3 separate regions of the Homo sapiens genome follow, and all the other regions are linked to region 1. Evidence: chromatin loops called from intact Hi-C (ENCODE). Cell type or tissue: B cell. All regions are shown on one strand.

Evidence for each region. Hi-C counts contacts between places; a loop is a spot of excess contacts. Peaks named below come from ENCODE experiments on the same cell type or tissue, not always from the same donor. Only the 100,000 strongest peaks of a DNase experiment are listed, where the experiment ranks them.
Region 2: it touches region 1 in a loop (5-fold over the local background); 3 of 110 quality-filtered maps call a loop at or near these places.
Region 3: it touches region 1 in a loop (6-fold over the local background); 3 of 110 quality-filtered maps call a loop at or near these places.

Annotation. Positions count from the first base shown.
Region 1 is chr11:73,381,072-73,389,071 of GRCh38, reverse strand. The region is part of intron 1 of RELT (RELT TNF receptor); the gene reads right to left. Among named protein-coding and RNA genes, the nearest start is that of RELT, 8.7 kb to the right of the region's middle. RefSeq lists enhancers at 108-217, 53-1,000, 922-1,081, 1,001-1,948, 1,949-2,898 and a silencer at 3,722-3,961. In B cell, no CTCF peak of the experiment used is centred here; DNase peaks (open chromatin) are centred at 2,861, 3,931, 4,061, 5,661 and 5 weaker places; H3K4me3 peaks cover 7,112 bases; H3K27ac peaks cover 8,000 bases.
Region 2 is chr11:72,734,334-72,742,333 of GRCh38, reverse strand. All of the region lies in intron 1 of ARAP1 (ArfGAP with RhoGAP domain, ankyrin repeat and PH domain 1), which reads left to right. Among named protein-coding and RNA genes, the nearest start is that of ARAP1, 14 kb to the left of the region's middle. RefSeq lists enhancers at 677-756, 827-876, 403-1,180, 5,195-5,294, 5,465-5,644. In B cell, no CTCF peak of the experiment used is centred here; DNase peaks (open chromatin) are centred at 2,113, 3,333, 4,013, 5,463 and 2 weaker places; H3K4me3 peaks cover 5,070 bases; H3K27ac peaks cover 8,000 bases.
Region 3 is chr11:73,149,142-73,157,141 of GRCh38, reverse strand. It overlaps IUR1 (imatinib upregulated ABL suppressing lncRNA 1), which reads left to right. Exons shown (of 4, transcript XR_950294.3): 4 at 1-1,362. Among named protein-coding and RNA genes, the nearest start is that of FCHSD2, 11 kb to the right of the region's middle. RefSeq lists enhancers at 316-405, 2,459-2,698, 3,169-3,218, 3,829-4,048, 4,289-4,398. In B cell, no CTCF peak of the experiment used is centred here; DNase peaks (open chromatin) are centred at 2,751, 4,051 and 4,541; H3K4me3 peaks cover 1,557 bases; H3K27ac peaks cover 7,372 bases.

The DNA.
Region 1 (8,000 bases):
CAGGCAGGCAGCTGCTGTCCCCTCAGCACCACTTCCAGGATGACAGGACTCATGGGGAGCAGGCAAGGTGCTGCTGGGCAGGCAGAGCCCGGGGAGGCCGGCTCCACACCCGCAAGCACAGGCCCAAGCAGAGGGGGCTGCCCTGCCTGGGAGCCGGCCTCACGGGGCAGCACAGGCAGGAAGGCAGGAAGAAGGCTCTGCAGGCTGGGAGGCTTCCCAGAGGAGGAAGGGCTTCCTTCCCCTTCCTTAAACTGCCAGGTGCCCCGAGGCATCAGCAGGGGAAGGAAGCGCGTGTGGCGGCCTGTGTCCGTGATGACAGGGTTGCAACCAACACCCAACACCCCAGCCCGGCCTCCACACTCCAGCCCAGCGCTCCAGGCTCAGGCTCCCCCCGCCTCCTCCTCACAGGTCTGCAAGCATGCCCGGCCTCTGCCTTCACTCCTGCTGGTTCTGGTCCAAGGAAGGCCTTTTCCTTTACCCTTCAAAGCTCAACACGAAGGCCTCTCTTTCCAGAAGCTTCTCTAGAAGCTTTCCCCAAAGTGGGTCTGGCTCCCACAGCTCCCCACCCCATCTAGGTCCTGGTCCTTCTGCATGGCCACTGTCCACACCTCTTCCAGGGAGGCTGACTCCTCCCTTGAGGCTGGAACATGTCTGGCCACAGCTCTTCCCCTGGCAGACCTATGGGGCTGGGGTGGTCACGGCAGCCAGTGCTCTGTCTTTGTCATCTCTCCAGCACCTACTGCGTGCGGGCACTGGAGAAATCGGTATGAACAAGACAGACAAGGTCCCTGTCTGCAGGGAGCTCCATCCCAGGGGAGACCCAACTGCAAACAGAGAGGTGCCCCTGCCATTTGGTGGTAAGTGCCAAGAAACGAAATAAAGCAGAGTGGGAGTGCAGTGTGTGATACTTCAGAGAAATATCCATGGTGGCGTCACGGCCCACCGGTCTGAGACTGAGGCCCCCAGGCCCAGACGGTGGCCTGCTCTGGAGAAGCCTCCGGCCAGTGGACGAGGCGGACACAGCAGGACAAAGGATTCACATCAGACAGCAGAAGGGACAGGTGGCAGAGCAAGGAAGTCCGCTGTGTACTTCCTGGAGGCCTGGCTTCAGGGGCACGAGGCTGAGGAAAGCCGTGCTCTTCAGGCCACACGCAGCCTCTTAAGCCCAGGGGCAGCCTGGGAACCCAGCCACTGGCTCAGGGCCGCCGCGGCTGAGGCCCCCGCTGTGACTCCAAGGCCGGTGAGGTGAGAAAAGCGCCTCCTGTGGTAGTCCCAAATCACTCAGAGTCCTCTCCCTGCAGGCAGCCCGGCCCTCCCACCTAGAATAGCAGCCCAGGAAACCGATCTGTCCACCCGCCCTCCCTCTTGGCAGATCTCAGAGGGGCCCAGGGTTTGAGTTACACTCAGGGGAGGGAGTGGGCAGCAGTTACATCATCTCAGGACTCTCCAGGTCACTGGCAGCCACTCTGGGTCCCAGGCCAGCTCAGGGGAAAGCCAGGGACAGGAGAAGGTAGGGCCACAGTATAGGGTGGAGGCCACACCTGGCAGTCAACACCCAACAGATGGCACCCCCAGGCTATTTGGGGAGGGTCCCCTGTCACTCCTTAAATTTGGTCACAAGTCTTCCTTCCAGTTTCTGCCCCAAAGTGTCCTGTGCCCTTGTCAGGGCCCAGCTCCCACCTCGAGCCTGTCTCCCCATGGCCCCTCCTCTGTCCTTTGAGGGATCTAACCCACAGACCTGACCACGAGCCCCAAGTCCTCAGGCTTCACTTCCCCACTAGGCCTGACTACGCAAGACAGAGCCTGATGCTGGGGGTGGGGGCAGGCTGTGGCAGGCATGGTGGCTCACGCCTGTAATCCCAGCACTTTGGGAGGCAGAGGCAGGTGGATCACGAGGTCAGGAGTTCAAGACCAGCCTGGCCAAGATGCTGAAACCCCGTCTCTAGTAAAAATACAAAAATTAGCCCAGTGTGGTGGTACAACTTGTAATCCCAGCTACTCGGGAGGCTGAGGCAGGGGAATCGCTTGAACCTGGGAGGTGGAGGTTGCAGTGAGCCGAGATTGTGCCACTGTACTCCAGCCTGGGCGACAGAGCAAGACTCCATCTCAAAAAAAAAAAAAAAAGACAAAGCCAGGGGGAACCGTGACCAACCCAACAGCCCAGCCCCCAGCTCTAGCAGCCCTCCATGTCCCCAAGGTAGGCCCAGAGGGCTGATGCGGGGGTGAAAAGAGGCCAAGCAACCACAGCAGAGAGCCCTAGAACCACCCCAACCCTGGGTGGCACCTGCTAGGTGACCTGAGCCCACAGGGAGCAGCTGTGCAGCTGCTCATCTGCAGACAGACGCAGAGCTGTGTGATCTAGAACCTTCCAGGAAGAAAGCGGGGTCCAAAGGCCCAGACTCAAAGCCAACGAGGGCCCACTCCAGCACACGCATAGACACTGCCACCTAGGGCCTTGCACCTTCTAATTACGCACCTTCTCATTACCCCAAACCAGCACTTACTCCAGTCTGGCTGCCCGGCCCCCACACTCAGCCCAGACTGAGCCCCCACTGGACTTGCCCGGTCAGGTAGAAAGGCCTGGTGCACACACATGTCCACACCTGCTGCTCAGCACCCCTCACACCCTGCCCCACAAGGCCTCCACTGTCTAAAACGGCCCTGGAACCGTGACCAAAAAAACAGTTAGATGGAAGCCCCCTCGGCTGGGAGGGGATATCTGAAGGTCCCATATCCGTCTCTGCCTCATCCTAAAGGCTGGGCAGTCAGTGAGGCCCCAGAGCCTCCGATGCCTGACAGAGGAGAGCCACACCCAGCCACACTGGATGGGGAGGAGGGGCCCCAGGGGGGTAGCAGAGAAGGAACTTGGCTTAGAGGCCACTCCTCCCATGTCTCCTAGCCTGGGGCCCAGTCTCCACTGCCACCAACTCCCTTTGGGACCTTCACATCACTGGGTCTCAGTTTTCTCATCTACAGAGATGGGGACGTTCATCTTGCTGGCATGGCTGTCGCGAAGTTTTTGGGGAATTTCTGTTTTGTTTTTTCTGAGACAGTGTCTCACTCTGCCATCCAGGATGGACTGCAGTAGCACGATCACAGCTCACTGCAACTTTGAACTTTTAAGTGATCCTCCTGCTTCAGCCTCCTGAGTAACTAGGACTGCAGGCATGCCCCACCATGCCTGGCTAAATTTTTAAATTTATTTTCTGTAGAGACGGGGTCTCATTATGTTGCCCTGGCTGGTCTCCAACTCTTGGGCTCAAGCGATCCTCTCGCCTTGGCCTCCCAAAGTACTGGGATTCCAGGTGTGAGCCGCTGTGCCCAGCCAGTCATGGGGTTTAAAGGAGGTAATGAAGCTAAAGTAGGTCATGGGATTTCCTTCTCCACAGCCCTTCTCCTCTGCCCTGCTGGCAGAGGGCTGTGATTAAGTATTTGTTTGCTTACTTGTTTATTCCTTGCTCCCCCACCAGACAGTGGTGAGGGCAGGGACGTCTGTTTTATTTGCCACAAAACTCCACACCCAGCCCCATGTCTGAAGCGGGAGGCCTCCAAGCAGGCTCACGAGGCGGGGAGGGTTTCCTCAGACTCAGCTCTCCAAAAAAATGCCCGAACAATGAGAACCAGAAATTCCCTGGAGAAAAGCCAACTAGCAAAGGCCACGGCCAGACCCCCAAGCTGAGGGCCCCAGACCACGATTGAGGCCACAGATGGTGGAGCCCCAGGGAGGTGCAGCCTGGAGGCCTCAGAGAAAGAGGAAGCTGTGCCACCAGCCCAGGCCACAGGCAGCTTCCCCTTTCCCAGAACTGAAGCTCGCTGGGGTCACCCGGGCCCTGCCACGCCACTCCCCCTCCCCTAGGCAGGGCCCTCCCCTTCCCTACAGTCCCTAAGCTCTCCCAAGGCCTGCGCCCATTGCTCTTGCCCCCTTGCCCTGTCTCTGGCCTCCAGGTCAGTCCCGCCCTGCAGCCTAGGTGCCCTGACACCCAGTTCTGGCCCTGGCCCTGGGCCAGCTCCCACCACCCTCAGGATGGCGTCGTGACGCGCCCCCACCAACCTCCCCCACCCACACGCCTGCCACGCTGAGTGCTTTCCACCCTCACACACGCTGCACCTGCTTTCTGCTCTCCCCTCATCGCTTGGCCAGCACCCACTCTTCCTTAGAGCTCAGCTCGAAGTCACTTCCTCCTGGAAGTACCCTCTCCCCCACCTCCCCCTCAGCATTCATGGTGCCATGCAGATCCTATTACCCAGCCCTTTCCCCACCACGAGCTGCCTGCTCCATGCCCAGTGCCGACCTGGGCGGGTATGGGCTGATTTGGGGGAGAAGGCAGAAAAGGCACTCTTGGTAGAGAGCCCAGCTATGCCGAGCTAGAAGAGCCAGTGAGCAGGCTGAGGGGGAAGGAGCCCAGAGGCTGGGGTGGGTCAGAACCCAGATCTGAACCCCTGGGCTAACCTGGGGATACAAAGTATGGGGTGCAGTCCTGCTCTGCTCTGTCTTGCACTGGCTCTGTGGCCTGCCTGCAGAGGGCTGTGGTAAGGCTGAAAGAAGAGAATCACATTAAGTACTCAGCACAGGCCTGGCACAGAGTAAGCATTCCCCACACTTCACTGTGACTCAGTTTCCCTACGTGTGGAATGTGGAGGAGAAGGGCACAAACCTTTTATTTACGTTCAGTGCCTGGCACAGAGTCTGGTATACAGGCGGTGCTGGGTTCGCCCTGGTGGGAATCTGGAGGGTGGGAGGGCGGAGAAGACGGGAGGAGTCTGGAGGAGTCTGGGAAGGTTGGTGGGCAGTGCTCAGGTCACACCAAGGCTCAGCTGCCTGCCAAAAAGCCTGCACTTCCCCCTAGGGCCTATGGGAGCCAGGAAGGGTTAAGCAAGGGATGGAGAAGAATGAACAGTTCGGTCTCAGCAGGCTCCCCAGGCTGCCTGCTAAGAGAGGCCGCACTGGGGGAGATGGAGGTGGGGGCTGGTGCCCACCTGGAGGAGGGCAGGTAGGGAGGCAGCTACTCTGCTTCCCAGATAGTGGCTCCTGAGCCTGTGGACCTCCCTCTGGCCTCCAGAGGCTAGGGTTGCCTGGAAACACAGCTGGACACAGGCCTCCCTTGGCGGTGGCCACACCCAAGGCAGGAAGACAAAGGCCACCCATCAACAGAGAAATCCAGGTTAGCAAGGAGCCCAGCGGTTCCCTGGCAAGTGGGGCTGAAGTAGGGCAGCGACCACGCTGAGTGGCTTTCCCTCTTCCACACTCACAGGGAAAGGAATGGACCCCAGCCCTGTGCAGGCCGGGCCCTCATCCTGGGTTGCTGCCTTTCCTTGCAGGAGAAGTGAGCATTCCTGTTTCACAGCTGGGCAAACTGAGGTCAGGGGAGGTCACTGGCGGGGGTCACACAGCCAGTAAGAGATGAAGCAGGAATGGAGCCCAGGACTGTCTCTTTTCTGCCTCCTTTTGCCCTGCAACTTAGCCCAGGACCTGGCACATAGTAAATGTCCTTGCAGTGTTTGCCAACCTGATGGTGGAGGCTAGCAAGCTAGTAGCACCCAGTAGGTGGCTCAACTGAGGGTCTGTTACTAAGGACCCAGGAGGGCCCCAGGAGAAGGTGCTGTCTGCACCGCCATCCCATGGGGCCTCTAGGAGTTGCCTGCATCTATACTCATTTGCATATTGTTCTAGTCTGTGCCAGCTCTGGCAGGAAAGGGAGCTGTGAACTGAAAGAGGCAGGAAGACCGGGGAAGTCTGGGAATTCCCAGAGCGGGGAAAAAGAGGTCCCAGGGTGGAACCCCAGCTTACTAGGGCTGCTGCTGGAAGCTCAGAGATGTGCAGAGGCTGGCTCAGGGCCACTCAGTGAGACAGGTGCTCCACTCCTGCCCCCTCCCACAGCCCTGGGCAGCCATGAGCTCCCAGGTCACCACGATGGGGTATAAACCAGTCCCTCAAGGGCTGGGGAGCACCTCGAGGCCAGGCAGCAGCTGCTCCCCAGCCCACTCTCAGCAACACCCCCAGAAGTTGGGCATGGTTCTGCACCTCAGACCTCCTGGCTGCCACCAGGCCTGGGTTTCAGTGGCTCAGGTGGATGGGGTGGGGCTGAGGCTAAGGGGGCTAAATTGGCCCCTTGAGGCCAAGAAAAGGGCTGAGGTGGCCACACCTGGCCCACCCAGCTCCTCCCAGTCTGGGTATGGTACAGGTGCAATCCTTGCCCCACTTCCTGGGCCGAGTCTGGGGCTAGAGGAGGGATGTCTGAGACCAGACAGTTATCTCGGGCAGAGAGGAGGCTCCCTAACCCTCCTCACTGAGCACTACTGCCTGTCCCCTTCCCACTCTAAGCTGGGTCTCACTGAACCCCTCAAAGACAGTGTTCCATGCTTCACACAGAAAAAACTGAGGCTCAGAGAGGTCAAGTGGTAGCCTGTAACAACTTCACCTTGAAGGAGATGAAGTTTACCTACCCTGGAGTAGGGGCAACTGGCAGGCGACCCCTGCCTGAGCCACCCAGGCCTGGTATCTCCACTGCTTCTGGCCACCGTCAACCTCTCAGCACCACAGACAGCCCTGTGTTGCCAACCCTGGCCCTGAGACAGGACAGCAACGGGTCTGGGGGTGCTGAAGGACACCTCACTGCAGCCCCGGCTCATGCTCTGCTACCTCCTCCAAGAAGCCACCTTTGCCACCTGCCCCGGCCATAAAACTGATCCCAAGTCCCTAATGTGCTCAGCATGGGCCCTGCCCCCAATCACCCTGACCTGGAAGACCTGGGCAGAGGCTTTGGGAGGGACTTGGGGGAGACCACAGCCCTGGTCTGCCCCATTCTCCAACTCTCCCCAGACTTGCGGTGCTGGGGAAAGAGGCGCCCCCAGGGCCATCCCAGGTCAGGTCCTACCCAGTGGAGCTACGCTGAGGACTGGGGTCAGTGCAAGTGCAGTGGTGGAGCAGGGAGGAGACAAGGTTGGGCCCTGGAGCAACCCACCAGGGTTCAGACTCTGGCTCTGTCACTTCGCAGATCGATGGCCTTGGGCAGGTTACTTACCCTCCCTGAGTTTCGGGGTCTTCCTCTGCAAACAGGGGTGCTAGTCCCTGCCTCATGGGATACTGAGGGCTCTCAACACAGCTCCACGAGGGCCAGAGGAACCCAAGCTCAGGACCAAGCAACAGCCAGCCGAGGTCACCCAGAGGCTTGGGTGTGGCAAGAGTGCTTTGGGGAACTCCACGTAAACCCTGGCAGCACAAGTAGAGGGGCCTCGGCCTCTCTGGGAGGGCCCTGGGTGCCCATGTCCCAGCCCCTGTACAGGCCTACGTCCACCTGCTCCCACACCAGCCAGGGCCATGGTCAGGAATGTAAGGGGTAGTTCAGCAGTCAGGAACCCAGCCCCAACTTCCCAAGCCTGTTTCCCAATTACACCAGTGCAGCTGACCTCATGGTGTGGTGGAGGACTCAGCGTTCACAGGCAACAGGGGCTCTTCTTACAATCAGGCCTTGGGCCAGGCATCCCCTCCTGTAGGAAGCCTCCCCAGCCTCCCTGTCAAGAGGGCCCCCTCTCCTCTCCAGACTCCCCCACCCCTCACCCCTGCCATCAGTTTTCAGTCTCCCTTGATTCCTCGAGAAGGGGTGAGGCTCCTTGAGGGAGGGAGGGAAAGGGTCTGTGCAGGAGGCCAGGCATGCAGCAGGCTGGTGGTGTGGGTGGCCAAGGTCCTCCCCTCTCACTGCTCCTCCTCACAGTGCATGCACTGGGCTAAGCGCAGGTCCCCCCTCTGGAAGCCCCCACTCCTCTCTCTACCTGCACACTCAGACCCTGACTCTAACTGGCTGTAGAGGTCCCGCTGTCCCCCTCTGTCTGTGACAACTAGCCAGGGCACTTGCTCACAGCCACATGGGCAGCTTATTTATAGAGCTCTCATCTTTCCCAGAGTGGCCTAGGAAAGAACTCTGGTCTTCAAGGCCAGCAGACCTGGGTTTGGATCCCAGTGACACTGGGGCCTGGCAAGTGCCTCCTCTCTCTAGGCCTTG
Region 2 (8,000 bases), 650 kb after region 1:
TAGTGTGGTGCTGGGTAGACGGTAAGCACTGCATAAACACGACCTTTTGTTGCTGCAAGCAGGGGTGGCCGGATCAGGTGAGCAAGTTCCAGGGCTCCCTGTGGGCCTGCTGGAGAATCGAGAGGGAGACTGAGTCAGGGAGTCTTCCCTAGCTGTTGTCTGATTATAGTCAGGAGACTGAGGTCACACATCAAATTGGAGGCCAAAGCCTGTGGGGCTGGTCCCCCTGTCTCCCTCTTTCCCTTCTGACCCTAGTCCCGGCCCCACCCATGTGGTCACCCTCTCCAGCCAACACAGGCAGCTTCCCCTTTCACGTGCCAGCAGTAAGGGACCCCCTTATTTTCTGTCTTCTGCATTCCAGGGGCCATCTAGAGAGTAGGCAGGTCTGGGTCCCTGTTCCCCTGCACCCCTAGTTCTGGGGTACAGAGGAGCCCACCAAGTCCCTCCTCCTTGGTGGGCAGGAGCTTTAGGTTTCCAGTGAGCTCACAGAGGAGTCAGTTGGCGGCCTCCCCTTCCCTCTTGGGGCAGGGTGGGTGCTGGCCCTCGGCCCCCAGGGCACGTGGTGAGGGTCTGTATCTTGAGTGCTGGTGTCACTGGGTCTGTCCACTCCCGCTGCCTGTGATTCTGTGGTCAGCCCTGTGCACTCCCACCCTGCTGCGGTCAGCCCTGTCTCTTCCTGTTTCTGCCTCATTTATGGTGTTCGGAGTCCCCCTCCTGCTCCCGCTGGGGGCAGTGGTCACAGGAGGATCTTCCTGGAGTCATCCTGTGGCTCCTCAGGCTGCCCCTTGCCCTCTGTGGGAGGAGTTGCCACAGGAAGTCCCCAGCCCCTGTAGAGTGTGTCTGTGCCTGAGGGCCAGGGAGCCAGGCCAGAGCCCTGTCTTGCTGGTGGTGGGAGCGCCCCAGGTCTCTGTAGGTGTGGGGCTGGTTGAGTCACCTTTCTAAGTGGGAAGGGCCTGAGCTAGGCCGAGGGTGAGGACTGGGAGAGTGGGGAGGGTCCTGGGGTGAGGCTGTGGAGGGTTGGGGTCAGGAGCTATGCCATGTATTAGATGAGCCCGGTGGGCTAGAGTATGTCCTGGTTGCAGGGGGCAGAGGCAGGAGGCAGCGGTGAGGGCCCAGAAGTCCAGGCAAGCTGAGGGGCCTGGGTTGAATGGGGGCAGTGTGGATGCAGGGCAGGGGTGTGCCCAAAACATGGTAAACAGGAAGGAGTTGGGGGAAGCGGCAGGGGTCCCCAGACCCATTAGGGGTCGGGGGTATGTGGTGGGGCCAGAGGGGCATAGTATGTGATAGGCTTTTTGACAAAGCCTAAAACCAAACCATTTAACTTTCAGCTTCATTTATTTGCAAGTGAGGTATGTTAGACATTCCTGAGTCATCCCACACCTCCTTCCCTACCTGACCCTCTTTTGGGTTGGGGCTTGGACATGAGGGGCCCCTGGGTGAGGCTTAAGGTGTGGTAGGTGAGAGTCAGGGCCAGGGTGGGGTCTGATGGTGTCTTGAGGACAAACCTCGGGGACCCTGGCGTCTCGAGTTTATTAATGAGCCTCAGTCCATTTCCCATGTGAAAGTCTGAGGGCTGCGCTCTGTGCTGCTGGCCACCAGTGCCTGGGAGGGAGACCTTATTTGATTAGCTTTGTCTTAGACCCTTGGGAGGGTAAGTCGGGGGCAGGGAGGGGGCTTTGAGTGTCAGTCTCTTATTTTCCATCCAGATGGCCTAGGAAATTAGCAGTTTCTCTTATAATAGTTCTGTTAGTAATCTATGCATGTTATACTTAAATGATAAAGCTACCTTATAATGATGGTTTTGGGGAGCAAACTGGAACAAACTCAATTGTAATGACTTAAAACATGTTTATCATTTTTTTCTAATTATAAAAGTGATAATTGTGAAAACTTGAAACAGTGCAGACATGAAGGTTGTAGAAAGTGAAAGTCTTTCAAGATTGGGGTTGGAGTTAGCGTGAGGCCTGAAAGTGGGGTCAGCAATGCCTACTGTCCCTTGGTCTTTCATGTCCCTTAGTCATTAATAAAACTGTGGTTTAGCATTTTATTAGGGTGATGCTGGTAGGGTTGCTGCAGGAAGGTTGTTAAAAGGTCCTGCCTCCCACCAGGTCCACTGTGTGTGGGTGTGCGTGTTGTGCACTGCTCAAAGGTGCCTGGCAGGTGTAGGGAAGTGAGGGCCAGAAGAAGGAGGACTGAAACCCAGCCTGTCCTCTTCTTGCTCAGCTGCTTCCCTTGGTGTGGGGCTCCTGGAAGAAGAGGAATCTTTTTCTTATTTGCCTAAAGGCCCCACCTGGGTTGGAGACAGCTCTTCTCCCCCTGCTCCCCACAGTCCCCAAGGGGAGCTGGTGAGTTCATTGTATGATGGGAGTGTGCCATGCCAGGGCATTCCAGGGGAGGTCCAGAATGCCGTGAAGTCAGGTCTGGTCTGGAGCTCTGCAGGGGGACATGGCTGGAGGTAGGCTGTGGTAGTCATTGGTGTCTGGGGTAACCGAGAACCTCAGGATGTGGAGGGAGTCTAGCCCAGAGCCTGGCTACAAGCCTAGCACCCAGGGTCAGGACTAGCCAAGACCTTAGGGCTAGGGACAGGAAGTGACTGCCTGACGGCAGAGGAGTGAGCAGAAGAGCACGCTGGCCTCCAGTACACATGCGGTGGCGTGTCATGGTCATCTGGGTGCCAGGCTCTAGGAGGCAGGGAGTGACAGCTCTACTTTGTGGAGGGGAAACTGAGGCTCAGAATGTGATGTGACTTGCCCCAGGCTTCAGACAAGAAATGGTGGAGCCAGGACTGGAACCAGACTTGCCTTGCATACTGGGTGGGGAGGGGGCCCAGGCCTGGAGCCGAGGGACATTGCTGATAGACCCCCAACTCCCCACCAGCAAGCTGAGGCAGCTCTTCATTCCCCCGGCTCTGGGGTCCCACTCAGTCCTCACTGCCCTGAGGGGCTGCTCCCCATCAGCCACCAGCACTCCGGAGACCCCAGAAGACAGGCCACACCACACATGGGCCAGGACAGGAATCTCCTGGTGCCAGGGAGAGTTATAGGGCAGAGATGCGGCCTGGGGTAGGACAGGAGACCCCAGTGTGCCTTCCTGAGACTGTTATGTGGTGGCCACCAGTCCCCGAGAGATGGAAAATAGGCTGCTTGGCCCAGAGATCGGTCAGCTGCCCACTCGAAGGCTGTACCTGCTGCCTTTCCTGGCAGGGCTGGAGGGAGGTGGCTTCTGCAGAGGCGTGGGGGCCACTTCTGCACCCTCTGGGCTGGGAACCCAGCCCCCACTAGTTCCTCATATCTGCGGAAGTGCCTCTAACACTCTTGCCTGAGTGAGCGGAGCCTGGAGAAGGCCCAGGAGGGCAGCAGACCGAAGAGGCCCTATGCAGAGGTATCACCTGGTGACTGGGCCGGGGAGGGGGCCAAGGGTGGGGTATTGGGCTGTGGGGTTGTTGCACACAGTTGAATTGCTGGTAGGAGCTGTGTGTGGTGGGAAAGGGCAGATCTGAGGTGTGGCCATTGGGTGGGGTGGTAGGTGTGTGTGGCCCTGGGAGATGTGTGGCCCTTGAGGTAGTGTGAGGTGTGCATTTGTGGTACCAGTGGGGTGTGGTTTGTAGACCCAGGCCTGGCCAGAGCTGGCTGTGTATGTTCTTGGTTCCTGTTGGGGAGCTCCGAGGAGTTTCCTGAGGTCTGGATGCTGGGGTCGCTGCCCTGCCTGCCTGTGCTGGGACAGCTGGGCCCAGGGTAGGGGATGAGGCTGTATAAGGGAGGTGGTGGTGGACAAGCTGAGGCCTCAGTTAGGACCCCTAGCCTGCCTTCCTCCCCTCCTTGCTCCCCATAGGGCTAGGTCTTTCCTTGAACCCAGGGCAGAGGCCTGTGCGGAGGGGAGCTGAGGATGCAATCAGGGGAGGCGGCCTGGCCAAGAGGACTCCAGAGCTGGGTGTGGAAAGGGTTAGGACCTTTAAGGCTGCCCTGATCCAGGGCTGACTCATGCAAATCAGAATGCAAAACAGGCTCAGGGAGGCCTCAAGAGAGAGCCACACCCACACGGTCAGCAGACTATGCAGGTGACGGAGGGCCAGCCATTGAGCCTTTCTCTCTAAACATCTTCTGTTCCCACCCCACTGACATCTCCTGTCACCAAATTCACCAGGTCCTTTTCTGTCCCTGGGCTTTGCACACCCAGTCCCCTTTGCCTGGAATGGCCTCCACCTGGCCACCTCCTACTTATCCTTCAAGGCCCAAGTCAGGGGTTCCTTCTAGAAGCCTCCCTTACTTCACCAGACAGAAGCAGTCACGTCCTCTGAAGGCCCCGTGAGCTCCAGCAGGTGACCTGGTGAGTTTCTACCTCACACAGCTTCCATGACATTGACATAGAGAAGAATCACAGGCCTTAGGGTTGTTATAAGAACAAATGAGGGACTGGGTGCGGTGGCTCACGCCTGTACTCCCAGCACTTTGGGAGGCCAAGAGGGGAAGCTCGCATGAACTCAGGAGTTCGAGACCAGCCTGGGCAACGTGGCAAAACCCCATCTCTACAAAAAGTACAAATATTAGCCAGGCATGGTGCATGCCCCTGTAGTCCCAGCTACTCTGGAGAGGCTGAGGTAGGAGGATCACTTGAGCCCAGGAGGCTGAGGTTGCAGTGAGCTGAGATCACACCACTGCACTCCAGCCTGGGTGACAGAGTGACCCTGTTTCAAAAAAAAAAAAAAGAACAAATGAGATGAAGGAGAAAATCTAGCAGGGGCTGGGCACATGGTTGCCAAATGGTGTGCATTTAGGGAAAGAAGGAAGCTGGAGGGTGCCTGTCTTTGGCTAAGGCTCTGGGTCATCTTCTTGCTGGGCCGGTGAAACAGGTCACTAGTCAGTAGTGGGTAGAGATATTACCATGGAGTTGCTGGGCTGGGACAGAGAAGGGGTGATGAGATTTGAACTCTGACCTTGGGGTTGAAATGGTAGGTAGAGGACAGAAGGGCAAAAGTTTTGGTTCCAGCAAGAAGTACTCAAGCCAGACGTGAAGAAGGACTGGCTGACAAGGATTAGAGATTCCAGGCGACCCTTACCTCTGGACTGGGACTGAGTGCACCTGTGAGCCCAGCCAGGTCCTGGGCACCACTGTGGACAGCAGAGGAGATAAGAAGGGGTATGGACTCTCAGGATACTCCAGGATACATGGGGGATTGGGTGGAGGTGGACCCCCACAAAACAAGCAACCAAAGAGAGAGCAGAAGCAGTGCCGAGATATGGGGCTCAGCCTCAGAGGACTAGGAGCTTGAGGGGGCAGTCAGGGCAGACTTTTTGGAGGAGCTGGCCTGGAGCCACCTGAAGATGGGAGGATGTGGTTTACTCACTCATTGTCAGCAGACAACTTTGGGGGCTCCCTGTTTGCCAGGCCAGTGCCTACTGTGAGAAGTGACATGGAGGAAGTCATGGACAGGGCCAGCCCAGCCTGGCTGGGGGTTGGGGTATGTCACTGACAACTTGAGCAAGTCACTTCCTCCCTGTGGGTGTTTGTTTCTTCGTCTGTAAACGTCAGAGCTGGATGAAGTTGAATGACAGACCAAGGAGTGCTCGAAGGCACTGGGAACCATGGAAAGGCTTTGAGTGGGGGTGGGACTGTAGTTGGCACAGTGGAGAGACGCTGGAGGGACATGAGAGAGAAGGAGAGGCAGGATGGGGGTGTGGGGGTGCTGAAGTCTGATTGGGCCATTAGGGTGGAGAGGAGGGAAACCCCTCAGCTCTTGGCTGTGCTGTCGCAACAGGATGACACTCCCTTCTGCCAGGTCCCTGCCTTCCTGAGGATGAGGACTCAGTGATGTGTCATAGCAGCTGAGGGGCTTAAACCTCCAAACTAGGGCTTGGATTAGGGTAGAGCAAGTGAGGCACTTGCCTCTGTTGCAGAATTTGAGGGGGTACCAAAAAGCTCAGTAATTAGCTGGGTTTGGTCATGAGATCCTGTGGTCCCCGCTACTGGGGAGGGGGAGGTGGGAGGATCACTTGAGCCCAGGAGGTTGAGGCTGCAGTGAGCCATGATCATGCCACTGCACTCCAGCCTGGGCAACAAAGCGAGACCTTCCCTGTCTCAAAAAAAAAAAAAAAAAGGTAACTAAAATGTAAAAGCAATAACTATTTATTTTAAAAAGGTCAGTATTCAAGGTATATAATATTTAATGCCATTTAAAAAATAAAAATTAATGCCAAAAATCCATGATGAGCAAAATATAAAACATTAACATTTTAAATTAAGAGAGGAACAGTACTGATGATTCTGTCTTTGCCTCAGGCTGCAGTGTGGCTTAGCAGGGCACTGCTCTGAACTTCTTTTTTCAATTTGCTGCTTTCTCCGGGAAGCCTTCCCTTACCTCAGCCTGGTTGAGGGCCCCCTGGGCTGTTTTCACTGGTTGATGGTATCTGATCCCTTCCAGCCTGAGGTTCCTGGAGGGCCAGTCCAGGTCTGAGGTCTGGTTCATGCTTCCAGTGCCTTGAACATGGCTGTTCCAAAGAGGTGTCAGTGCCGAGTCACCGTGTCTTTGATGTTAGCCAGATGCCCTTAGTGCAGGAATAGGAACTTGAGAGAGGCCCAGTAGGGAGCCAGGCTTTTCTCAGGGAGATAAGTAGTTTCCTGTTTCCCAGACCTGGTCATTCCAGTGGGGTTGCTGGGACCGTCATCTATCAATCTGTGTTAAACGCTTAGTACAGTGCCTGGCCTGTATATAGCAGGTGCTCAGTTTTTGCTTTTGTTTTTGAGCTGGAGTCTCACTCTGTCGCCCAGGCTGGAGTGCAATGGCACGATCTCAGCTCACTGCAACCTCTGCGTTTCAGGTTCAAGCAATTCTCCTGCCTCAGCCTCCCGAGTAGCTGGGATTACAGGCACCCACCACCATGCCCAGCTAATTTTTTGTATTTTTAGTAGAGACAGTCGGGCTGGTCTCGAACTCCTGACCTCAAGTGATCTACCCGCCTTGGCCTCCCAAAGTGCTGGGGTTACAGTCATGAGCCACTGCGCCCGGCCCTCAGTTTGTGTTTTGAGAGGCCGTGAAGAGTGGTTAAAAGTGGATGGCCAAAGGCTGGTGGCTCACGCCTGTAATCCCAGCACTTTGGGAGGCAGAGGCAGGTAGATCACTTGAGCCCAGGAGCTCAAGACCAGCCTGGGCAACATGGCAAAACCCCATCTCTACAAAAAAATGGAAAAATTAGCCGGGCGTGGTGGTGCAAGCCTGTAGTCCCAGGTACTTGGGAGGCTGACGTGGGATAATTGCTTGGGCCCAAGAGGCAGAGGTTGCGGTGAGCAGAGATTGTGCCACTGCACTCCAGCCTGGGTGACAGAGCGAGACCCTGTCTAAAAAAAAAAGTTGAGAGCTACAGTCTCCAGTATGAATAGAGTGTAAGCCACAATGCAATTTAAACAGTCCAAGTGAAATTAATGTTAATAATATATTTCATCATGTAAACAATAGGGAAAATTATTGAGATATTTTGCATTCTTTTTTTTTTTTTTTGTGCTCAGTCTTCAAAATCCACTGTGTTCAAAATCTAGCACATCATATTCCAGGGACCACATTTCAAATGTCCAACAGCCACGTGTGGCTACTGCTGGCTGCTATTGGACAGCACAGGGCTAGACTATATTCATACTGCCTCCTTCTTAGGTGTGTGGCTTTGGAAAGTTGTTTAACCTCCCTTTATCTCAGTTTCTTCACCTTAAAACAGGGATAGCAATCATATGTATCTCCTGGGGCTGCTGTGAGGCTTTAATGAGTTAATATAAAGTACTTGGATACCTGGCATGCAGTAAGCACTGTTTATGTGGTCTCTTTTTCTTGTTTCAAATTGTCGTTTGAGTAGCACTGCCATTTTTGCCAATGCTTTCATCTGAAGTGCTAGCTACTTAAAGGTTGTTTTTTAAGTATTGACTTTTGGGCTGGGTGCAGTGGCTTATGCCTATAATCTTAAGCACTTTGGGAGGTCAAAGTGGGAGGATTGCTTGAGGCCAAGAGTTTGAGACCA
Region 3 (8,000 bases), 230 kb after region 1:
GCACTGGGCTGGAGGACAAAGCCTCTGAATTCTATCTAGCCCAGGGTCAGCCACTGTGATACTATGCATCCTCATCAATTGCCCTGGACAAACCTGTTTCTCCTGGGCTGGATAGGATGGTGTCTAAGGACTGAGCCAGCTCTGCTGATATGAAGCTGCAAGCTGATGCCCTGCTGGATATTCCTGTCCCTTCTCTGCTCTACTGTATGTCTGGGAGAGATGGCACAACCTGTAGGTTCCATCAGCTCCAGGTTCTCAGCTTCTGCTCCTCCCTCCGTGCTTCTGAACATTCCACCTCTGGTCCTAGCCCCTGAGGCCCAGCTCTTCCAATAGTGCCACTTCCACCTCTGCTGCTGGGTACACAGGGGTGAATGCATACCTACCTCGCTCACTAATCATGTGACCTTGGGTAAGGCATTGCCCTTTTCTGGGCTTCAGTTTTATCATATCTAAAAGGGAATAATAAGGCCTACCTTAAAGGAGTGCTATGAGGATGTAGGAGATTCCATAGCTCAGATGTCAGGTTATATATCACCTCCTGCAGAAAGTCTCCCCTGTCCTCCCAAGGATGGCTCAGATAGCATTTGTTGCTGGCTCTTCAGTTCTGACCTTCCCATGTTCACACTATGTGGTCATTGGCTCTCTATGCATCCATCCCCCACCAAGCTGTGGGCTCCTCAAGGCCAGGAGTCTCCAGGACCCAGTACAGGACCTTTACAGATGAAGTGCCTGGGAACGTTTTTTGACAGACACAGTGGGTGAGTAAAGCCTGAGAGAAAGGCAAGGGGTTGTGCAGAAGTCTGGGAGTCTGAGTAAGAAGTGGCCTGACTGACAGGGCAAGTTCTGGTGGTATGAATATTGACAGCTGCTTGGAGCCCTTCCCCCATTTCCCTGCTTGGTAAATTCATCCTTCAAGATCCCAGGAGAGCATCTCCTTCCCTGAGAAACCTGATCACTCTCCCCTCTACCACATTACACACTCCACTGTAGGTGTTCTTTACACACCTGTCTCCCTTCTCAGATGTGAGTTCCCTGAAGGCAAGACCCTGTTGGATCTCACAGCACCAAGCACTAGATCTGGCATGAGTTAGTCAAGGTTTTGGAGCAGAAGAATGGATGGAGGAAATAATTTCTGAATCGAACTTGGAATTGAACTGCCTGAACTTTAATGCCCTTTCCAGCCTTAGGGATGATAATGAATTACCAAAGTGAGAAAAATGGAGGCGCAAGCTGTTGTCATCCTTCCAGAGGCACCCTCCAAGTGTGTGTGGGTGAAATGTGAGCTGGAGAGAGGATTGACAAAGAGCAGTGAAAACATATTCCTGGACCCCATTCTTTTTTTTTTTTTTTTTTTTTTTGAGATGGAATTTCCCTCTTGTCATCCAGGCTGAAGTGCAATAGCTCAATCTCGGCTCACTGCAACCTCCACCTCCCAGGTTCAAGCGATTCTCCTGCCTCAGCCTCCCGAGTAGCTGGGATTACAGACACACACCACCACGCCCAGCTATTTTTTGTATTTTTAGTAGAGATGGGGTTTCACCATGTTGGCCAGGCTGGTCTCGAACTCCTGACCTCAGGTGATCCACCTGCCTCGGCCTCCCAAAGTGCTGGGATTACAGGCATGAGCCACTGTGCCTGGCCTGAACCCCATTTTTATCTCTGGATTTTTCTCTCTGTTGAAGAATTGCTGCAGAAACCATATTCTAAGTATAAAAGGCCTTTAGATACCTAAGATGATCCCCAGAACCTTGATGTGAATCCATTTACTCATACTTTACATTCTCACTTTACACTTTGAGCATGAAGCCCATGGTGATCTGGTTGTAAAAGGTTTAAAGGTTAATTGGCAGCCAATGTTGGGGGTGAGAAGTTGCTGCTGCAGGCAGGCAGGTATTCACCAAGGCAGCAGAGAGAGGAGGCATCTGCCAGGCTGGTAGAAAGGAAATAGAAAAAGAAAACAGGCCGAGAGCGGAGGCTCAGGCCTGTAATCCCAGCACTATGGGAGGCCAAGGCGGGCGGATTGCTTGGTTGCAGTGAGCCAAGATCGTGCACTACACTACAGCCTGGGTGACAGGGCGAGACTCCATCTTAAAAAATCATAATAAATAAAATAAAAATACAAAAATTATCCAGGTGTGGTTGTGCATGCTGTCGTCCCAGCTACTCGGGGCGCTGAGGCAGGGGAATTGCTTGAACCTAGGAGGTGGAAGTTGCAGTAAGCTGAGGTCACACCCCTACACTCCAGGCTGGGTGACAGAGCGAGACTCCGTCAAAGAAAAGAAAAGAAAATAGAAGAGAAAAGAGAAGAAAGAAAATGGGCAAAAGCAACTAAAGGTACCACAGATCAAAACCTTTAAGATCAGCATTGGGTACACCATTGCATATCTGCTCTGGGCAAATCCCTTTCTGGGCCTCAGTCTCCCCATCCGTAAAATGAACAGGTTTTACCAAGGGCTCTGAGGGCTTATGATTCTCCAGGAGTTTCCTTATGTGAGGCCTTTCTGTCCCCAACCATACAGATCAGATGAGGTGTCATCAAAGTCAAGACTCCAATTTCTAGGGTTTGTGGGTTATCAGGCTTTCCTGCCACAAACTTTCCTGCCACGAACCTCCTGCTAGGCTCCTCAGGGGGAGTTCACTACTGTGGCTGTCTGGGCCGAGCCCCCAAGAAGAAACAAAACTCTCCAGGGTCTGGTGCAGAGGCTGTGGCCCAAGGTCTGCTTGCTGCCTAAGGAAGATATGAAAAGGAAGCCTGGCTCTGGGTGAAACGGAAGTGTCTGAGGTCTGACAGTTGCTCTCAGCATGGTCTCTGCAGCCAGGAGGGAAGTAAAACTGTCTGGGCATCTGGTAGTTTCTACCCTGAGAGTCCACAGGACAGTGACAAGTGGGGCCTGGTGCAGGCCTGTTCTCTGGTCCAGAGCCCTAGCTTAGGCCAGAGACAGTCTTTGGAGAGATGCTGGCCCAAAGATTTGGAGGGAGGGCAAAGGAGAATACTCTGAAGCTGGTTCATGACCTTAGGCAAATCTCTGTGCCTCTTTGGGTCCAGTTTCTCCATTTGCAAAAATGGAGTTTGGGCTAAATTTGCCTGTGCAATAAGGGTTTCTGGAATGGTGGGCACTGGGGATACAGAGACAATTTGGTTACAAGGAACCTGGATTGTTACCCTGCTGGCAAGGGACTCACAGCCTGGTAGGACATAGTTACAGAATCATTGGTTAATTGTGATTATCAATGCATGTATAGGTGCCGAAAAGCTGTGGACATAGAGCATTAATTCAGCATTCATCCAGAGATCCAGGGAAGGTTAAGCAACTTGCCCAAGGTCATATAGATATTAAGTGGTCCACCTGGGGCCAGAGTCTTGAAAGGAAGGGGAATTCAGAAGAGGACATGGCTAAATAGAAGTCTGGAAGACCAGTCTGCTTGTGCTTGCTGCTGTCATCAAGATCTGAACAAAGTTATGGAGACCCAGAGGAGGGGAGATTAATTCTGACTTAGGAGAAGGAGGAAGACTTCACAGAAGCAGAGGTTTTGAGCTGGGGTTTAAAGGGCAAATATGAGTTTATCAAGTACAGAAAGGGAGAAGGGTGTTAAAAGCTGAGGGAACAGCATATTCAGATGTGTGATGTTGCTAAAAAGAGCCTGATGAGTTGCTGGAAAAGTTGTCTGTGTGTGTTTGTGCGTGTGTATGTATGTGCGGTATGTTAGGAACAAAGAGTACCTAAAATGGGAGGACTGAGAGATGAGGTTTCATAGTCTGGCTGGAATCACACAGTGAAGGGCCTTGAATGTGTTTGGAGGGCAGTGGGCAGCCATAAAAGGGTCTTAAGCCACGGATGCATGGTCAAAATAGCCTATTAGCAGTCTTGCTCGGGCTGCTAGGAGGGCAGAGGACCAAAGTACAGGGCTGGGGCCAGGCAGAAACAACTGTAAAGAGGCAGTGGCAGAGGATTGAGGGTGTCAGGTGTCAGGCCTAGCCCCTGTCAAGAAATAGAAACTTTTCAAGAGACTACATAGGTGTGGAGGAAACAAGAATTGAAACCTGAGCCCAGCTGTGGCTGTGGTCTGGGCAGGTGCCGTAAGCAAGGGAAGTGAAAGGGTTGGGGTGACTTCCAGTTGAAGGAGGGGGATGGCTTGTGGGGGATGCTAGGGGCCTGTCCTCAGGCTGGAGACCTGTTCCAGGACGGGGCAGGGTAAGGGGCTATGCCTGACCAAGCCCCTGCCTCTTGTTCCTGCCCTCAGAGATCCCACTTCCTTCTGCTAGGCCTTAACTCTTTCTCCTGAGATATTCCTTCCCTACTCCCCACCCCTCCCAGTGTTCCATCCCACCCTTTCTAGCATCCCATGGTTCCTATCCAGGTCCTGTAGGCCCTCCAGCGAGGCTGCCCCGAGCAGCTCAAGTTCCTTGGCTTCTCCTACACCAACCTGCACTGCTCATGCTGCCTGAGCAGTGGTCTGACCATGTTTTGCCTTGAGGCCTGTTTTATTCTGTAGTGTTGGTTCACCAAACTAGTCACTGTTACTTCACTGTCACCTCACTGCAGCTGCAGGTGCCCCTGTCTCATTGGGCTCTGCCCACAAGAGCTCTTGATAAGTCAGAATCAGACCCTCATGTGCCCAGAGAAGCTAGCATTGAGTATGCCTGGCCCAAAGCATGAACTTGGGGAGGGGCTGTTCATGGGCTGCGCTGATGAGTTCTTTGTTCTGGGGCAAATCTTGACATGATTGTGTCTGTTTTTTTCATTTGTTCGTTTGTTTGTTTTTTTGAGACAGAGTCTTGCCTCATTGCCCAAGCTGGAGTGCAGGGGCACCATCACAGCTCACTGCAGCCTGGAGCTCCTGGGCTAAAATGATCCTCTCACCTTAGCCTTGTGAGTAGCTGGGGCCACAGGCATGTGCTGCCACGCTTGGCTAATTTTTTATTTTTTGTAGGGGTTATGAACCACGAGGGGTGAATTCCTTCCTGCTGGTCCCCAAATACCTGACCCTCCACCTGGATCTGCCCATTCAGATCAATCATCTCCAGGTGCAGGGTCAGGTATTTGGGGACCAGCAGGAAGCAATTCACCCCTAATGGTTCAGATGAAGAGACTTTAATGAGGGGACTACTGTACTGAGGTGTTGGCAGGGTAAGAGAACAAAAAAAAGGACGTTGAGGCACCCACCCAGAGGCTGGCAACAGTGGAAAAGTCTTACGGCCCAGCACTCAAAGGGGTCAGGAATCATGTCCAGACCGAAGTGGAAGCCAGTTGGCAAGAAGGCCTCATGAGGGAGCCCACAGAGGTCTGCCTCCCAGGGCACAGTGCAGGGTGTGGGTGTGGGTGCAAATGGAGACTAACGGTCTCCAGATATGGCTGAAAGATTCTCACCCAGATGGAATATCTGGAAGATGCCTCTGGCCTTGATGCAGTCACTTCTCTGTGATCGGTGCTGGTTTGGAGGTTTTTCCAGCTGTCCCAGAGAGAACAGGTGAAGCTTTACTTTCAGAGTAATTCCGGTACCATCTAGAAAGCATGTTCTGGTCTTGATAGTGACAGACTAGAGAGTGACAGAGGCATGTGGGCCTCAAGGGTACAGAATTATCCCAATATACAGAGTGACAGAGGCACGTGGGCCTCAAGGGTACCGAATTATCCCAACATATATAGTGACACAGGCCCAGAGAGAGTCAGAGCTGTGCCAAGGGTAAACAGGCCCAGGGCAGAACATAGTAGAACACGGTGGAGGGGAGATGCTGTGAGCTCATGTTGGAGAGGTACACAGCATCCAGATTATGGAGTTAAGGCCACACAGCTAGAGAGCAGCAGGGCCAAAGGTCCAACTGGTCAGTCTGAATTGGAACTTGACTCAAGCTCTTAACCAAGACCCTAAGCTGACCCTGTAGAGAAAAGAGAGAAGGGTGTTAAAAGCAGAGGGAATAGCATGTTCAGATGCATGAAGTTGCTAAAGAGCCTGATGAGTTGCTGGAAAAGTTGTGTGTGTGTTTGTGTGTGTGTACATATATGCTGTGTCTTTGGAACAAAGGGTACCTAAAATGGTAGGACTGAGAGATGAGGTTATGTAGGCTGGCTGGAGTCACACAGTGAAGGACCTTGAATGTCAGGTTAAAAAGCTTGGGCTAAATTTGGAGGGCAGTGGGCAGCCATAAAAGGGTCTTGAGCAGTGGGTGCATGGTCAAAATAGCCTATTAGCAGGCTTGCTTGGAAGCTGATGTGCCTGTTTGTTTGTTTGAGATGTGCAGCTTCTAAGTGCACATCTACTTGGAAGCTGAGTGCCCAGTGTGCAGACAGGAAAGGTACTGGAGTTAGTGTGACCAAGCCCAGGGTATCTTGTCTTTCAGACACACCCCATCTTCTCCTTATGGACCACTCACTCACAAACCTCCCCCGGTCACAGGCTCAGCACAGCAGGTGAGGTTATAGGCTGAATATGAGCAAAGGACAGGCCTGTGCAGGCCCTTGGGCACATCCTCCCTTAGGTTGCTGACTGGGCCTTGTATTCCATGACCTGGCTGCCCACACTTAATGTTCCACTACTGTTAAACCTCTGGGTCTACAGACCTTGAAATCCATCCATCTAGTGTGCCTGTTGGGTGCCACAAACAAGATCTCCTCCCAGAAGTCTACGGGGATGGGGACATTGATAGGATGAGTGAGATAGCCAATATTTGTGGAGTGTGATAAAACCATAAAGGACTACTGCTTTTTAAAATTGGGAGCAGAGCCAGGTGCGGTGGCTCACACCTGTAATCCCAGCACTTTGGGAGGTCAAGCTGGGCGAATTGCTTGAGCCCAGGCATTCGAGACCAGCCTGGGCAATGTGGCAAAACCTTGTCTCTACAAAAAACAACTACAACAAAATTAGCTAGGCATGGTGGCATATACCTGAAGTCCCAGTTACTCAGCAGGCTGCGGTGGGAGGACTGATTGAGCCCAGGGGGTCAAGGCTGCAAGCAAACTGTGATTGCACAACTGCACTCCAGCCTGGGTGAGAGAGCAAGACCCCATCTCAATCAAACAAACAGGAAAGTAAGACAGAAGGAAGGAAGGAAGGAAGGAAGGAAGGAAGGGAGGGAGGGAGGGAGGGAAGGAAGGAAGGAAGGAGGAAATTGTGAGCAGACATTCAAGAGGGCCACCCAAGGCTACACCATCTACCTCATTTCACAGGATTCTCTATCCAAGAGAAATATGGATAGAGCCATGTTTCCAAACGTGGCTCAGGCCCATTCAGCTTGTGGTTTTCGCTCTCTCTGTCCCTCCGCAGGGAGTGCCTGCCTCCCATGCATCAAGGCCTACTTCCAATGCAGCCCTCGTGGGCCCCTCCTTTAGACAGAGGCAGTCTTCCCCCACTTAGAACAACCACAGCACTTTGATTTTGTGCTTTGGAATTACTCAGACTCAAACAATCATTAGGGAATTCTATATCTTGCCTCTCCGTCTAGATTGAGGGTACCTGTTAATTCAACTTTTCATTCTCCCCTCCTAGAATACTACAGGTACAGAAATCATTTGCTCAATTAAATGGTGGCAGCCCAGTTCCCATGAGGAAGGTCTGGGTGACTCTGGTAATTGTGATGGAGCGGTTAACCTCTAGACACTGGGGCAGGACCATCTGTGTTCAAATAGCCTACCTCTTACTAATTGTGTGATCTCAGGCAAGTGACTTAGCTCCATTCTTGCAATCAAGACCATTGAGTGTTGTGAGAATTAATGGGTTAACACAGTCAAAGCCCTCAGAGCTGTGCCTGGTACCCCCTAAGCATTCAAGAAATGTCAGCTATTATTATTACAGCTATTATTAGGAGCCAGCCGGGTATGCTTATAAACAATTTCCCACACCCAGCAAAGCTGGAGCAGACACATACACTGGCTTAACCCACAGCCACACTTGGAAATGGGGGAGGGTAGGGAGCTGTAACTCTATTTTAGAGATGAGCAGAGGCTCAGAGAAGTCAGAAGCATTCATTCATTTAACAGGCATTTATGGTGCGATTTCCACAT